Linked DNA regions of Homo sapiens: region 2 is linked to region 1. Evidence: chromatin contacts called from ENCODE Hi-C or POLR2A ChIA-PET data. All regions are on one chromosome and are shown on one strand. Each heading gives the region's core, a stretch centred on a gene start or an enhancer-like site at or near the end of the contact. The rest is flanking DNA. Distances are from core to core; before and after follow the strand shown.

Region 1 (7,298 bases), core at 2,527-5,026:
GATACTCAATAAATTGAATAGTTAATCCAGATTATGTTTCCTCCAATTTAAGCTTTTCTGGTTTTTTAAATTCCCCCTTCCTAGAATCAGTTTTATCATTTTACCTATGTACAATAATATATTTCTGGAAAATGCTAGAATTTTCACCATGTAGTAGAATTTGAGCACGACAATAATGTAAAAAAATTCAGAAGTCTCAAACTAGGTAGCTTTCTTTGAGTTTTCAAAGTAAATCAAGATAGAGCTGTTTTCATTTTACTATATTGTGGAAATCTATGGATGTTAGTGTAAAATGCATGTGCATTACACTGACTTAAAATGTTTTGAATTAATAAAGAATTCAACAATAAAAAAATTAATTAAAAAATAAAAGAATGCTTAATTTTAAGTAGCTATCTTGCATACCTACCTAAAATATATTCATAGTAAATACATGGTACCTGTTTAGATTGCAAAAACATAGTTTTAAACTTTCTCTCAACTTTCTTAAATTCGTTGAATATTTGAAAAAATTTAAATGAACAGTTGGGGTATAGAAACATTTTCTTTTTCAATTATGAGAACACTGAGTGCAATGAAATGATTTGTTTGCCTTGTGACATTAACTTGTGTTTTTTCCCTTCAACTTTGTGTGTAGAGTACCTGGTTTAGAGAAAGCAGGAGCTGAGAAAGTATGACTATTCTTTTTTGGGAAAGTTCAAATCTGGTTTCTTAACTATACCTACATTTTGGGATGTTTCTTTATTGTTTTTTCCATATTCGCATATTTTAATGTAAATTCTAGCAATAATACTGTATTTAAAATAGCTAGAAAGGCTAGGCGTAGTGGCTCATGCCTGTAATCCCAGCACTTTGGGAGGCTCAGGTGGGCAGATCACTTGAGCTCAGGAGTTCGAGGCCACCTTGGGCAACATAGTGAGACACTGTCTCTACTGAAATTACAAAAATCAGTCAGACGTGGTGGTGCACACCTGTAGTCCCAGCTACTTGGGAGGCTGAGGCATGAGAATCACTTGAACCCAGGCGGAGGTTGCAGTGAGCTGAGATCGTGCCACTGCACTCCAGCCTAAGCGATAGAGCAAGACTCTGTCTCAAAAAGAAAAAAAAGAACTAGAGAGAAAAATATCAGTACAAATCTATTTTGAAGTATTTTAATGAGTTACTAAATTGTGGTAGCCTTCTAAAAAGGCTTATACATGTTTCCTTTTTACTTTTTAGGCTGAGTGAAAATGTAAGGCAAGATGATATGATATAGTAAACTTGGGAGATAATAATAGTAAAACTCTAAGACTTAAAGTAGTAAATAGGGAAATCTACAAACCCTCTGCACCAGTTGTTTCAGTTAAAAATATGGTTGAAAATGATTTATCCCAAATATCAAGAGATTGCATAATATATAAAAGCATTTTAATTGACAGTTGTACTGGGGTATGGTAAGGTACTTTTGCTAGGTATTTGTCTAGGGGATTTCTTATTTTTCCAGATATTCTGCTAAGGAAAAAATATTAATGAAGTTCTGTTAATATAGATATAAAGGTACCAGTAGGAAATCTGGGCTTTTCTTGCTTTCTTTGCCACTAACTGGCTGTGTGTCCTTGGACACATCAGAATGCTCTAGGCCTAAATTCTTTTTTCTTTTCAGTGAATATGTTGTCCTAGGTAATCCTTAGATCTTTTTCAGCTCTAATATCCTGTGATTTCACACTTTTAGATTGAGAATGGGCAAACTTTGGAAGACTGTGTGCAGTTTATCTTCATACCACTGACTTCATTTCTGCTGGGAGCTAATATAGAGCCTTCTACCATGTTATAATAGAAAACAGATTTTTTAAAAGACCAAACTATGGTCAATCACACAGGAATTCAGTCATTACAGATTATGGGTTTATTGCTTGCTTCTCATTTCTACTTGGTATAACTTCACTTCTTTTCTCTCACTTTCTTACTCTGTTTTCTTTCATTTCTGTTATATTTTTTCAATGGTTTTTCCGAATATTGCATTTCTTACCATGACTATCTGTATATACTGAAAAGAGCCCTTTTATTAGGTTACCACATCTTGTGAAAGTTCTTTCTGTTCAGTTACTTGGTGTCTAGAGTTACTGTAGCATTCCAGTTTTTTAGATACTGCCAACCTACAAACATGCCATATGTACATAAACAGACACAGTCTGAATTACATACTTCATTAGAGAAGTCATTCAACCACGTCATTGCTTTAAGCTGGTATATTTCACCTTCTTTATCCCAGAATTGTCTGATCTAAAACCTTTTTGTTTGATTGATTCTCTTTATTAATTTTCTTTCTTTTTTTTTTTTTTTTTTTTGAGACAGAGTCTTGCTCTGTTGCCCAGGCTAGAGTATAGTGGCGTGCCTCGGCTTACCACAGCTTCTGCCTCCTGGGTTCAAGCAATTCTCCTGCCTCAGTCTCCCAAGTAGCTGGGATTACAGGCACTCACCACCATGCCCAGCTAATTTTTTTTTTGTGTTTTTGGTAGGGACGGGGTTTCACCATGTTGGTCAGGCTGGTCTCGAACTCCTGACCTCAGGTAATCTACCCGCCTCGGCCTCCCAAAGTGCTGGGATACAGGCGTGAGCCACGGCACCGGACTATTTATTAATTTTCACCATAAACAGTTGGTACCATAGTAACTTAAAAGGAGAGCAGTGATTTTCGGCCGGGTGCTGTGGCTCACGCCTGTAATCCCAGCATTTTGGGAGGCCGAGGCGGGTGGATCACAAGGTCAGGAGATCGAGACCATCCTGGCTAACACGGTGAAAGCCCGTCTCTACTAAAAAATACAAAAAATTAGCCGGGCGTGGTGGCGGGCGCCTGTAGTCCCAGCTACTCAGGAGGCTGAGGCAGGAGAATGGCGTGAACCCGGGAGGCGGAGCTTGCAATGAGCCGAGATGGCGCCACTGCACTCCAGCCTGGGCGACAGTGAGACTCCCACTCAAAAAAAAAAAAAAAAAAGAGCAATGATTTTCTAAAAATATATTTATGAATTCGTGGGTTTAATATCCTTGTGTCTAAAAACCTTTCTGAAGGAATCTTAAATTTACATTCAATCAGTGATCAATTTTGACTATCATATTTTTTTTAGTACCTGAAATCTTCTATAATAAATTAAACAAGTAGCCATTTGAAGTGGTTGTAGTAGCTAGTAGTGTGGCTGAGGGTTTTGTGTTTACCATCAGTGAAGTCATTTTGTTTGGAATGAGGCATAATGGGACTCTGTGTTAGGGAAGCTTGCCAGAGTGAAGTCCTCGCCTTGAAGCAGCAGGATTTGTTAAAAAGACGCCAAACCTTGAAGCACTGGAATAGAATTACAGTTTTGTTGACAATGGGCTATAATGTTCTTTTTCTGGAGTCTAGCAAATAGCTATGGTAATAGAGACTTCCAGGGAGTACAGAAATGACCCTTAAGGAATTATTAGTTACCTAGCATGCACCTGTTACATATTTCTTGCATATACTTACAGCGCTAAAGAAGCTAATGTTAATTCAGTGCATGTTATGTGCCAAGTATTCTGCACATGCATTTTTGCATCTACACAACAGCTCTAGGTTTTGGTATTACTTTACCCGTTTTACAGAAGGAAGAGACTTGAGACTGACACCTATTTTATGGAAAGAGGGGACTGAGACACCAAGCAAGTAACTTGTCCAGTCTTCTGTCACACTGCAGAAGATTGGCACCCAATCGGTCTGACTCCAGAGCCTGTTCTCTGAACTGCTTTGTGTTACTATTTTACTTTAACTCCAAAGCTTATTTTGGGGATGACAGGTTAGGAACCTTGTTGCTAAGTATTCCTGTGGCATGTCTCCTTGGAGAATAAGAATATGGTCCTCACCCAATTAAGAGACATCTGAGCCAGCCTAAGATTTTTTTATTATCTGGTAGATGTCTGCCTGGATGCCCTCTGAAAACTGTGCAAATAAGTTGACCGCTTATGTCTGTGTGATGAAGAAGTAGTTTCACTTATGTTTTTCCTTGTTACTTTATAAAGACTGACACTTTGAAAAAAACATGTTTGAGAACTATTAATACAGCAGAGTGCTTCCTGACTATAATAGATAATTAAGGATGGGTAAATTTAAACAAGTTTTAAATTTACTGAGGACCTTTCAATTTGTTAGGTTAGAACAGAAGCCTTTTTTCTAATCCGAGTGCCCATATTTTTTTTCCATCTAAGACCGTATTTGAGGAATTAGATGATGCATTTAGTTTTGGACATGTTTTTTACACACTGACTTCAAGGGGCACTGATGTAGACTTGTCTTATAGTTTAGTGACTGGATTTGGAGCTCAGAAGCTGAACCTAGAGATGGAGATTTTAAAAATTTTTTACATATGCGTTTACTTAATCTGTGTTATAAACTGTTATAGCAGAAAGGACTTTGGTGGATTTTAGAGGCCCAGCTGTATATTACAGTTTTAGAGAGAGTCCTGATTTAGGAAACAAGAATTCTAGTTTTAGTTCTGTTTTGCTTGTAGACCGTGAGAACTTGACCACCCCAATTTACTAATTAAAAATGGAATCATTGATTTAGATCTTCAGTCTTGTCTGTTACTGAAAAAATTGTAAGATACCTGGGCTTTGTAATCAAAGATTATAAGAATCTTTGATATCTACAGGTGCTCCCTCTGGATCAGGTATCAGAAAATGTATTCTCAAGAATCACCTTGATGCAGAAGAGTATATAAGTACACAGGGGAGAGGAAGAGGAGCAGGAAAGATGACAGAGAATCAAAGACATGATTGAGCCAGTAAAATGCTTTTCTTTGCTTACACATTTTCAGTTTGTGGACTTCTCTATAGAAATAAGCAAAAGCTACATGCCAGAGCAAAAGTGTCTTTTTCTGCTGCAATAAGTGGCTTAGTGATTGTGGGGAGCCATTTCAGTTTTGATTTATTACTGTTAGTTGTTAGTATGTATAAGGTGTGGGTATGTTGGTTGCTTATCCTGATTTTTTAGATTTCTGAAAGACAACTGTTAAAGCACAGTAGCAGTGTGGAAGTGCTGGTACGAAAAGGTACATGACAGCAGTGGAAAAGAAAGTGAAACTTAAATTTACCTAGACGTATTCACACTGGCCATTGGCACAATGTCATTTTGCATTTATGAACAAATGGGTTTTGAAATAGCCTTCTGGAACCTAATCTTTTACAGAGAAACTTCTGTATCAGCAAACATCCCTTGATTCTGGTTATGTTTTCTTACTCTCGTTTTTCAAGCTTGTGATAATAGTTTCCTCTTTATCAGAAGTATATCAGTTATTCTTTTTTAAATAAAGGATATTTGTAGAAATAGCTTAAATATCTAATGATATTTATTTATTGAACACAGAGTCTCATTCTGTAATGCAAGCTGGAGTACAGTGGCAATCATGGCTCACTACGGCCTTGAACTCCTGGGCTCAAGTGATCCTCCTGCCTCAGCCTCCTGAGTAGCTAGGATCACAAATGCACACACACCAACACAGCCAACTAATTTTTTATTTTTTGTAAAGACGAGGTCTTGCTATGTTGCCCCGGTTGGTCTTGAATGTGTAGTCTCAAGTGACTCCTTCCCCACCAGCCTGCTAAAATGCTGGTGTTACAGGTGTAAGCCACCATGCCTGGCCTGATAAGATATTTAAAACAGTATTTGTCATCAATATAATCCTTTTTGTCATCACTGTGGGCACACAGGTTTGGGAGGTACAGAAGAAATTTTAGACAATGGTTATTTCCCCAGAAGAGGTTTTGCTTCAGTTGTCTTGGTGCCTGGCACATTGCCTTGCAAATAATTGGTACTCAAACATGTATTCAGTTGAATTAAGGGGACACAGTTTTCAAATGTAAGACAATGTACTACAATTCATGCTAAATTGGTTGTACGGGCAGTAATTGCTGTGTTTTTGAAGGGAGCAGTCCTTGTAGTTTGAGGCATAGATGTTGGGAGGCTTTGTGAAATAAATGGGGCTTGAGCATTGAATGGAAAAGATGGGATTGAATGCTGGCAAGTAGAAGATGGGTGTGTTGCAGGCATAGGAAATAACAGAAGTTGAGAAAAGAGGCAAGACTGAATAGTTTGTGTGGAGGAACATAAGGCAGGTCTACTACAGAGGAATTGGGTTGGATAATAATTTAAGGAAAAAGGTATTATAAATAATAATAAGTACAAGGCCAAATGTATCTATCTGTGATCAATTTAAATCAAAACACTTTTTTTTTCCCTCTTCTAGATATGGTACATTGCTCAAAAACCACCTGAATGTGCTAAAAATACTTTCCCAGTGTTGGAGTTAAACTTCCTGTTAAAAGGGAGTGGATGAGAGTGGGAAATTTGCTGGGTTGGAATTTAGTGTAGTGAGTAGAAATATCATCTGAATTGGATTCTTAATTCTTATTTTATTTTGAGTTCTTGCTAGGAAAATCACAGTCATCCATGATGACCCCTAAAGCCCAGGACACATAGGGACTTGGCTTTACAGAAATTAGGAAACCGATTAAGTGATTTGGCTGACACATACTAGCTGGATTTACGTTTTCAGGGAAACTGATTCACTAGATCAGCTTCATCCCCAGACTTGTCTCTTTAAAATTATTAGGAAATTACTGGCCATCCTTTCCTTGGAGTCAACTTCTTTTTTAAAGTGTTTGTAATAAAACTGTAAATGCTAATTCAAAGAACTAATGTTATTTAATGTGATTATTTTTGTATCTTTCTTTTCAGGCCATAATCATTTGATGAAAATGTAGTAAGATTGTGATAAACACCTAAAGAATTTTTTCCTTTTGTTAGTATTGATAACTTTTTTTTTAAATAGGCAAACATCTTTGGCAGACATTTTAAAAGCCTTTGTCCCTTCGCTGTGAAATTGTTTTCACTACTAAGTTGCGTTTCTGTTTTTCTACTATTGTAAAGTGCAGTTCTTTGCATGTTCTAATTTGCCATGACGTGGTCAAGTGCTGTTTCCTTCCTGTTGCTTGCAAGCCTATACTAGAGATAAGGATACATTTCAGTGCATTAAAAAAGAAGCCACTGAAGACAGGCTTAAGCATGGTAATTTTTAAAACATTTTACTTATCAGAAGCCTTTTTAAAGAACAGAAAGAGTGGGCTTTAATTTCTGCTTATTTTTAAAAGATTTAAAAATACTTCTTACTAAACTTTAAATGTATTTGATTTTAAATCCTTATATAAATCCTCTTAAAGGTGAAAATATATACGTTGTGAAATTACTCATTGGGTAGCAGTTTCTATGTATGTGCTTTGCTGAGTTGGTGAAAAGAAGGAAATTGTTTATA
Region 2 (7,298 bases), core at 2,087-4,586, 5.2 Mb before region 1:
ACAAAGAAGAGTGGGATATAAATTCTTTATAGAGAAAGCTAGGTAATAGGTGCAAAGTGGGAGTAAGGAAAAAAGAGAAGATCATGCCTGTAGTTTTGCACTGTTGAGCACTCTTTTGTCATCTTAAAAATGCGAACTGAACTTCCCCCACTGTTTCTAATGCTTTATAAACAGTTTTAAAGTTTCCCTTTGAAAATATGGAATATGGTAGGCACCTTGGAAAACTTTGGATTTTTTCCTTTTCTTGCTGTCATTCATGTTGGGACTGTTCCTCAAAATATCATGGATTCTGTTTCTTTTCTGTGACCACTGAGAATGACAGTTGTGATACTTCATCTACCTGGTGATGTTCACACAGTTTTTCTCCTCCCTCCGTACCCACCCTACTGTTCACTGCACGCAGTTCTTCCTCCAGTACCATATCTCCAGTACCAGTTCTTTAAAGCTGAGTGTCTGCAGCTCCCAGGCACAAAAGAGGCAAATGTGGTATAAAGAAAGGGGAGCAAAGGTAGAGACAGATTTGGATTTATATTCTGGGCTCTTGGTAAATGTGGAGGCTGAGCAAGTCTCTGGAGCCTCTGAAGTTCAGTTTCCTCATCTATAAAATCAGGCAAGTGCTATCTACTCGCTAGGTGTGATGTGGGTTATTTTCCCCTTCCATTTTCCCATGTTGTCGTCTAGGTAGATATGGAGCATATCTACTCCACCCAGCGTCACCACTGACTTACTGAGCCCCTAATATTTACTAGGCATCATGCCAAACGCTTGAAAGATAATTACTCTTTTATTTTCATACATAGCTAGGTAAAGTTGTTATTAATTATATCCTTATTCCAGATGACCAAGCTGAGGTTCAGGGAGGGTTAAGTGACTTGTCTGGGGTCACAGAACCAGTAACTGGCAGAGTCAAGATTCACACCTTTCCTCTCTCTCATTTTATGTTGGCAGTTTCTTAAAAGTATAATCCATGTCTATTTAAACTGTTTTGTATCTTCTAACATGATCCACTAGTTGCTTCCTGATAATATGTCTATATACTTTTTTGTGTTTCCATGATTATTGAATGATTATTTGTAATTCCACATTTTCTTTCTTTTTTCTTTTTTTTTTTTTTTTTGAAGATGGAGTTTTCGCTCTTGTTGCCCAGGCACAATCTTAGCTCACTGCAACTTCCGCCTACTGGGTTCAAGAGATTCTCCTGCCTCAGCCTCCTGAGTAGCTGGGATTACAGGCACACACCACCACGCTCAGCTAATGTTTTTGTATTTTTAGTAGAGACAGGGTTTCACCACATTGGCCAGGCTGGTCTTGAACTCCTGACCTCAGGCGATCCCCCTACTTCGGCCTCCCAAAGTTCTGGGATTACAAGTGTGAGTCACTGCACCCGGCCTATAATTCCACATGTTCTATCAGGAAGAGATCCCAAGTCTCCTTTTGTTAGGTCGGCTGGTATACCAAACATATTTGAGAAATAAATATAAATGCTTGAGGATTTTATGGTGGGAAGTCTTTAAAATAATAGCTGTGAAGATATTAGATTAGGCTATTTAGGCACTTAAAATTTTGATAAAAGAAATGTTATACATATTCCATTGTACGTTGGTATTGGTAAATATTTACCAACTAAACTGTAACTTTTAAAAAAAATGAAGATAAAGAGAGCCCATCAAATTAATACAAATTTCCTGTCTCAATTTATCTGTAACTTCTCCTTTTGTTTTTTTCTGCAAATAAGCTTGTCATTAGAGATTCTAAAATCCAAGAAGCCTATTGAGAATGAGATCACATTATTACAAATAAATAGAAGTTTCTGTTATCATTGCTTGTATACAAATGTCTGCTGTACATTGTCTCACTGTTTTTCAGCTCAGACTACAATGGTAAAAATGCCTGGAGAATTAGAGAGTGGAGAGGAGGTAGAGTGTAGTGCAGGATAACAGAATCAGTTCTGAGCATTGGTGCATCTGACAGAGAGGAGATGTTGCCCAGTGGTCCTCATCACAGATGCCCAGAGATCTCTTTTCTTTTCATGGCTCATAGTGTATGTGGTTGGGCTTTTCTTAAGATTGCTGTACATTTTTCCACTCTGGCCATACTTCCTCAACTGTTAGAAGGTACTTTCCACTGTCAGTACTCAGGCAAGGCAAAGCCCGGAGCCCCTTCACCACTCAGGATGAGCTAATACCAATGCTGTTGGCTTTGGGTTGGTATCATGTACCAGTTCTGCAATACCTGACTTCAAGGACTCCGAATAAGAAATGTGGTACCAAAGCCAAAATAAGCCAGACTGAGAACATTAAAACATAGAGCATGGATGTGAGATCTAGATTTACACCCACACAAAACACATAGTATACAACACAACTAATCTTTGCTTTTAAGTTGCGACTTGACAATATTTCCTACAGTTTATACTAGAAATTGGGATTTGTTCTCCAAGATAATTTTGCAAAAGTTCTAGTTCTTTTACATTTTCTTTTAACTTCCTCTGTTCCTTCCCTTTTCCTTCTTTCTTTCCTTCCTCTCTTCCTCTCTTTCTCCCTTCAGTCACCAGGCACTGTTGTATATATTTTAAACACTCTGTCTCACCTAATCCTAATGCTGCCCTATGAAATGAACGGTGTGATTGCATTATTAGCACCCCTTCTTTAAAGATGAAGAAACTGAGGCTCGGAAAATTTAAGTAACACATTCAAATACACACAGCAAAAAATAGTTGAGTCAGAAAATTCAGCATTTCACCATACCATGTCACTGCCTAGTTGATTCATTTTAAAAACAATATATAATGATCCTAATTTCATAAAGGAAGCGAGGAACATTAGCTTTTGTTTGGAATGCCTTTACATGGGTGTATCCCTGTATCCTAGATCCACACATCTAAGAAGTAAAGCACATTTCATGGACCGTGCATCTCAAAGGTTTTTTAAATAAAACTTTAGGTTCTTAAAATGCCAACTGACTTGTGTTTTTCCCACGCATTGCTTCGACCAAACTAAGACTCCAGAGGTTCCACTTACTTCTCTTTTTGGACCAGTCACTGACTTACTTTGAGACTTTGGGGAGTGACTTCACCCTCCAGGGCCCCTATTTCCCCATTCTAACATGTTCAGTTCCCTCCTGTCTTTGCAGTATTTTCTAAATGGGAGATAATGACATAAGGAGAAAGCTATGCACACACAAACCAAAATGGTTTCCGGGCAGAATTATTTTGTTGTTTGTATTCACATTACCTGTGGTGAGTGGAGTATAGCCTGCATCACCGAGGTTTTGCCTCTAGAAACAAGAGCTAGTGAGAACGAGCAGCACGCTGACACCACCTCACCAACCTCTCATCCTGGAGGTCTCCTCCTGCATCCCTGTCTGTAGCCACACCCAACCTGCCACAGCTTCCTGTGTGTGCTTTTGCTTTGCACTTTGTAGAGCTATTTTCTCTTTCTTTTCTTTTCTTTCTTCCTTTTTTTTAATGTAATGGAGCCTTGCTCTGTGGCCCAGACTGGAGTGCAATGGCGTGATCTCAGCTCACTGCAACCTCTGCCTCCCGGGTTCAAGTGATTCTCCTGCCTCAGCCTCATGAGTAGCTGGGATTACAGGCACCCATCACCATGCCTGGCTAATTTTTGTATTTTTAGTAGAGATGGGTTTTCACCATGTTGGCCAGGCTGGTTTTGAACTCCTGACCTCAGGTGATCCACCCATCTCAGCCTCCCAAAGTACAGGGATTACAGGCGTGAGCCACCATGCCTCGCCCTGCAGAGCTATTTTCTCTGCCTGAAATGCCCTTTTCTATTTTGTCTGTTTGGAAAACTACTGGTTCCCTAAGACTTAGCTCAGTGGGCAACATCACCTTCTCTGGAAAACCTTCTTTTGCCTTCCCAGGCAGAGTTAAATACAGTTGTTCCATGGTATCCACAGGGCACTGGTTCCAGTAACCCCCTCGGTACTAAAATCCATACATACTCAAGTCCTGCAGTCAGCCCTGTGGTACCCACATGTACGAAAAGTTGGCCCTTGGTCGCCCTGAGTTTCGCATTCTGCGAATACTTGTATTTTCCATCCACATTTGGTTGCAGATGCTGACCCTGAGGACAATGAGGGCTGACTGTATTGAAGAAAATTGCGTATAATTGGACGCACACCATTGAAACCTGTGTTGTTCATAGGTCCACTGCACTTCATTCTCTGTGCTCCTGTAGCTCCATGCAAATAATATCTTTAAAATATTCATATTAGTGTAGTCTTGCATTTGCGTGACTATTTTGTTTACTGGACTGTGTGCCCCTCAGGAGCAAGGATTCTCTGCTGTTCATCTTGGTATCTTTAGTACTTAGGACAAGGTATGTGCTTTATTAAATGTGAGTGAATGACTGAGGTGTGGAGGCCACGGGCAAAGAGGACCCTTTTCTCCACCAGTGGCAGGGGGGACACAGGCAGAAAAGATCAAGCCTGGTTGTGTTCTTGCTCTTCTTAATACTTCCTTTAAAGATGTTGAGAAACCGAAGACACATTTAGAACTTCCCTAAAGAGCCTAGGAAGGGCCCAGTCCTAAGTAAAACCTTGCAGAAATATGTGTTTCCCTAATTAACATGAGGTCAGAGCTTTGACCTTCAAGGGCAACCCCAAAGGATGGCAGGGAAACTCGAGATACAGGAATCCCATAGCCAGAAATGATAGGAAAGGCAGGAGGCCACTCCAGTTTATAGCTGTGCGACCCTGGGCCAGCTATTTAAACCTCAGTTTCCTCAAAGTGGGAATCATAGTAATACCCTATAGGATTGTGGTGAGAATTAAATGTGAATGCATGTAAAACATTTAGCACTGAGTTAACCACTCATTAATGTTAACGGCTATTATTACTGACCAACTGGTCTTTTCATTTGTTCTTTAGCTATTTGCCCTTTCTCTGACTCCAAATAGATAGGCTTTCTATAGAGAGAGCATGGAGTCTCTGATGAATGAAGAAAAAAACAGACTGATCTTTAAGCAATCTCCTACTGCTCTGTTGAAATCTAGGTCAAATGTCACTTCCTCTAGGGGGCCGCCTTTGGCTCTCCAGGGGAGAGCTATTTTTTCCCTCTTCCTGTGGATCTAAAAAGTTTCGCTGTATTCTAGTTACTGTGTCTCTCTCCCCTACTCAACAGGCCAAAGCCACGTCTGTGTGTTCTCAGCATCTAACACAGGACCTGGCATATAGTAGGTGTTTGGCAGATGTCTATTGAAGGAAGAAATTTACAAATGTATGAATTTTTTTAGTGACAGACATTTAGAATTACTGGGGGATGAATAGCATTGTTCAGATAGTGAGACGCAAATTACATGCAGGTAAATGCTAGCACCTATATTTCCAGCTTGCTCCTTGGTACACCGCATATGTGCATCCCAGGTGGGTTTGCCCCTCATTCAGTCACTGCTCTGTCTCCAAGGTTCCTTTCCCTCCCACCTCAGCAGCGCTCAGCTTACAAGCAGGCCCTACAGAGTTGGATAGAGACCCACTGCCAAGCATTACCGGCAGCCAGCAGGTTTTACAGCAACAGTGCCAAGAAGCCCAGCCTCAGGATCTGCAATCTCAGACAGAATCGCTTTTGCGGCTGGCAAGGTAGGGCTAGGCAGCAGGCACAGGTGCCATTTCACAGACTACCTCGGGCCAGCAGCTGCCCTTTAGACACCAAATTAACTCACCAAAGTTGTCTTTCCAGCAAAGTGGTTTAATGTGAATTTGAAGCATTTAGTAGCCTTGTTTTGGGTGTCTGTACCTTTCAGTGGATGGGATTGTCTAAGTATGTACACAAGAATATTATTGTTAAATTCCTCAAAGAAGGTGATAGGGGACTTTTCAAGTCCTGTATACCATTAGGTTATGGATTGTTTTGTTCATGTACACAGCTCATTTACTGAGTACCTCACATGGGCCAGACACTAATCTGCTAGGAGAGATGAATGGTAACAGGGACCACACTACAGAGATCTGGACCAAAGCTCAGAGGAAGGGCTCACTGATTCTCCCCAGCCTCCAGAACAGGATGCCTGAAACCATGATGATTGTTGCGATAAGTCTGAGGGTGTCATTTTATTATTGATCTATGAATTTGGCTGTCTTGTCTTTTGAACATTTCATCTCGTGGTGAGTTGTTTTAATTGGGTTTGCTCTTTGGTTGCTAAGGAAATTTGGAGGGCCTTAGTGCAAGGTCAAGAATCAATGTACAACAAGGTGTGGTGGTGCACGCCTGTAGTCCTAGCTACTTGGGAGGCTGAGGCAGGAGGGTGGCTTGAGTCCAGGAGTTCTGGGCTGTAGTGTGCCATGTCAATTGGGTGTCAGCACTAAGTTTGGCATCAATATGGGAGCAGGGGACCACTAGGTTGTTTAAGGAGGAGTGGGTGCACTGGCTCACACCAGAAATGGAGCAGGTCAAAACTCCTGTGCTGATCAGTAGTGGGATCACACCTGTGAAGAGCCACTGCACTCCTGCCTAGGCAACATAGTGAGATCTGTCTCTTTAAGGAAAAAAAATAGAATAAATGTATAGAGACAAATGCAGGGGGTAAGAATCATCGTGACCTAGAAGATGCCAGTGTACACAATATTTGTATGTGATTTGGCACATGTTAATTGCAGCCTAAACCTGAACAGTGCCTTTGCCATACCTAGAAAAATTCCCCTTCATGTACAAGAAACATACATGAAATTATATTCGTAAGACATTTGAAATCTTGGGGGATTGTTCTTACTATATGTGAAGAAGGTCTTAATTAAAGAGAAGAGTCCTATCTTAGGGTTTAAAACTTATTAAAGAGGAAAGAAGAGAAATAAGGAGGCCTGGACTCTGGTCCCAGCCACACCTCCAATAAGCTCTGTGATGTTAGGCATGTCCTTTAACTTGGGTGTCATTTCATGCCTCTGTGACAGGGGAGTGGCCAGATAGATCATCTCTAAGATCCCTCCACCTCTACATTCTATGACTGCTATTCTTACTACATTCATTCTATAAGGAAGTTGGCATAGACCCAGAAGATAGCAAAGAAAACTATGAAAGATTTGGAGAATAAGCCCTAAAAAAGCAGGTTACAAGAATATAAAGAGACCAAGGCATGTGATGGAATCTTTATGAATTGAACAGCTCCTGTTATTTCCTCTGAGAATAGCCCAAGAGAGACCTTCAATCGTATCAGAAAAGATTTAGGTTACAAAGTAGGGATATGAGACACCAGAGAGGTTGTAGGATTTCCTTATTTGGATATTTTTAACAAAATAGTAGATGACTCTCTTTCTGGGACAGTTTGAGTACCGTCTTGCCTAGAAA

The links. A loop is a pair of places that touch in the nucleus more often than their neighbours do. ChIA-PET counts read pairs that join two places held with the same protein, here RNA polymerase II (POLR2A). Pooled maps may share reads with other maps.
Region 2: a pooled map shows a loop between it and region 1 (7-fold over the local background). The contact joins two enhancer-like sites. A Hi-C loop is called at or near these places in 1 of 168 maps with a recorded cell type or tissue (naive thymus-derived CD4-positive, alpha-beta T cell), 1 of 37 single-sample maps with no recorded cell type and 8 of 50 pooled maps. POLR2A ChIA-PET finds 5 or more read pairs at or near these places in 2 of 52 experiments (both T-cell).

The regions. Positions count from the first base shown.
Region 1 is chr13:40,982,614-40,989,911 of GRCh38, reverse strand. All of the region lies in intron 1 of ELF1 (E74 like ETS transcription factor 1), which reads left to right. Among named protein-coding and RNA genes, the nearest start is that of ELF1, 33 kb to the left of the region's middle. RefSeq lists enhancers at 4,751-5,030, 5,450-5,519. Within about 2 kb of position 3,776, at least 4 of the 41 ENCODE cell types and tissues checked have a DNase peak (open chromatin) inside an H3K27ac peak, as active enhancers do.
Region 2 is chr13:46,168,654-46,175,951 of GRCh38, reverse strand. All of the region lies in intron 1 of LCP1 (lymphocyte cytosolic protein 1), which reads left to right. It also overlaps the pseudogene RN7SL288P. Among named protein-coding and RNA genes, the nearest start is that of LCP1, 9.9 kb to the left of the region's middle. RefSeq lists an enhancer at 3,425-3,474. Within about 2 kb of position 3,336, at least 11 of the 41 ENCODE cell types and tissues checked have a DNase peak (open chromatin) inside an H3K27ac peak, as active enhancers do.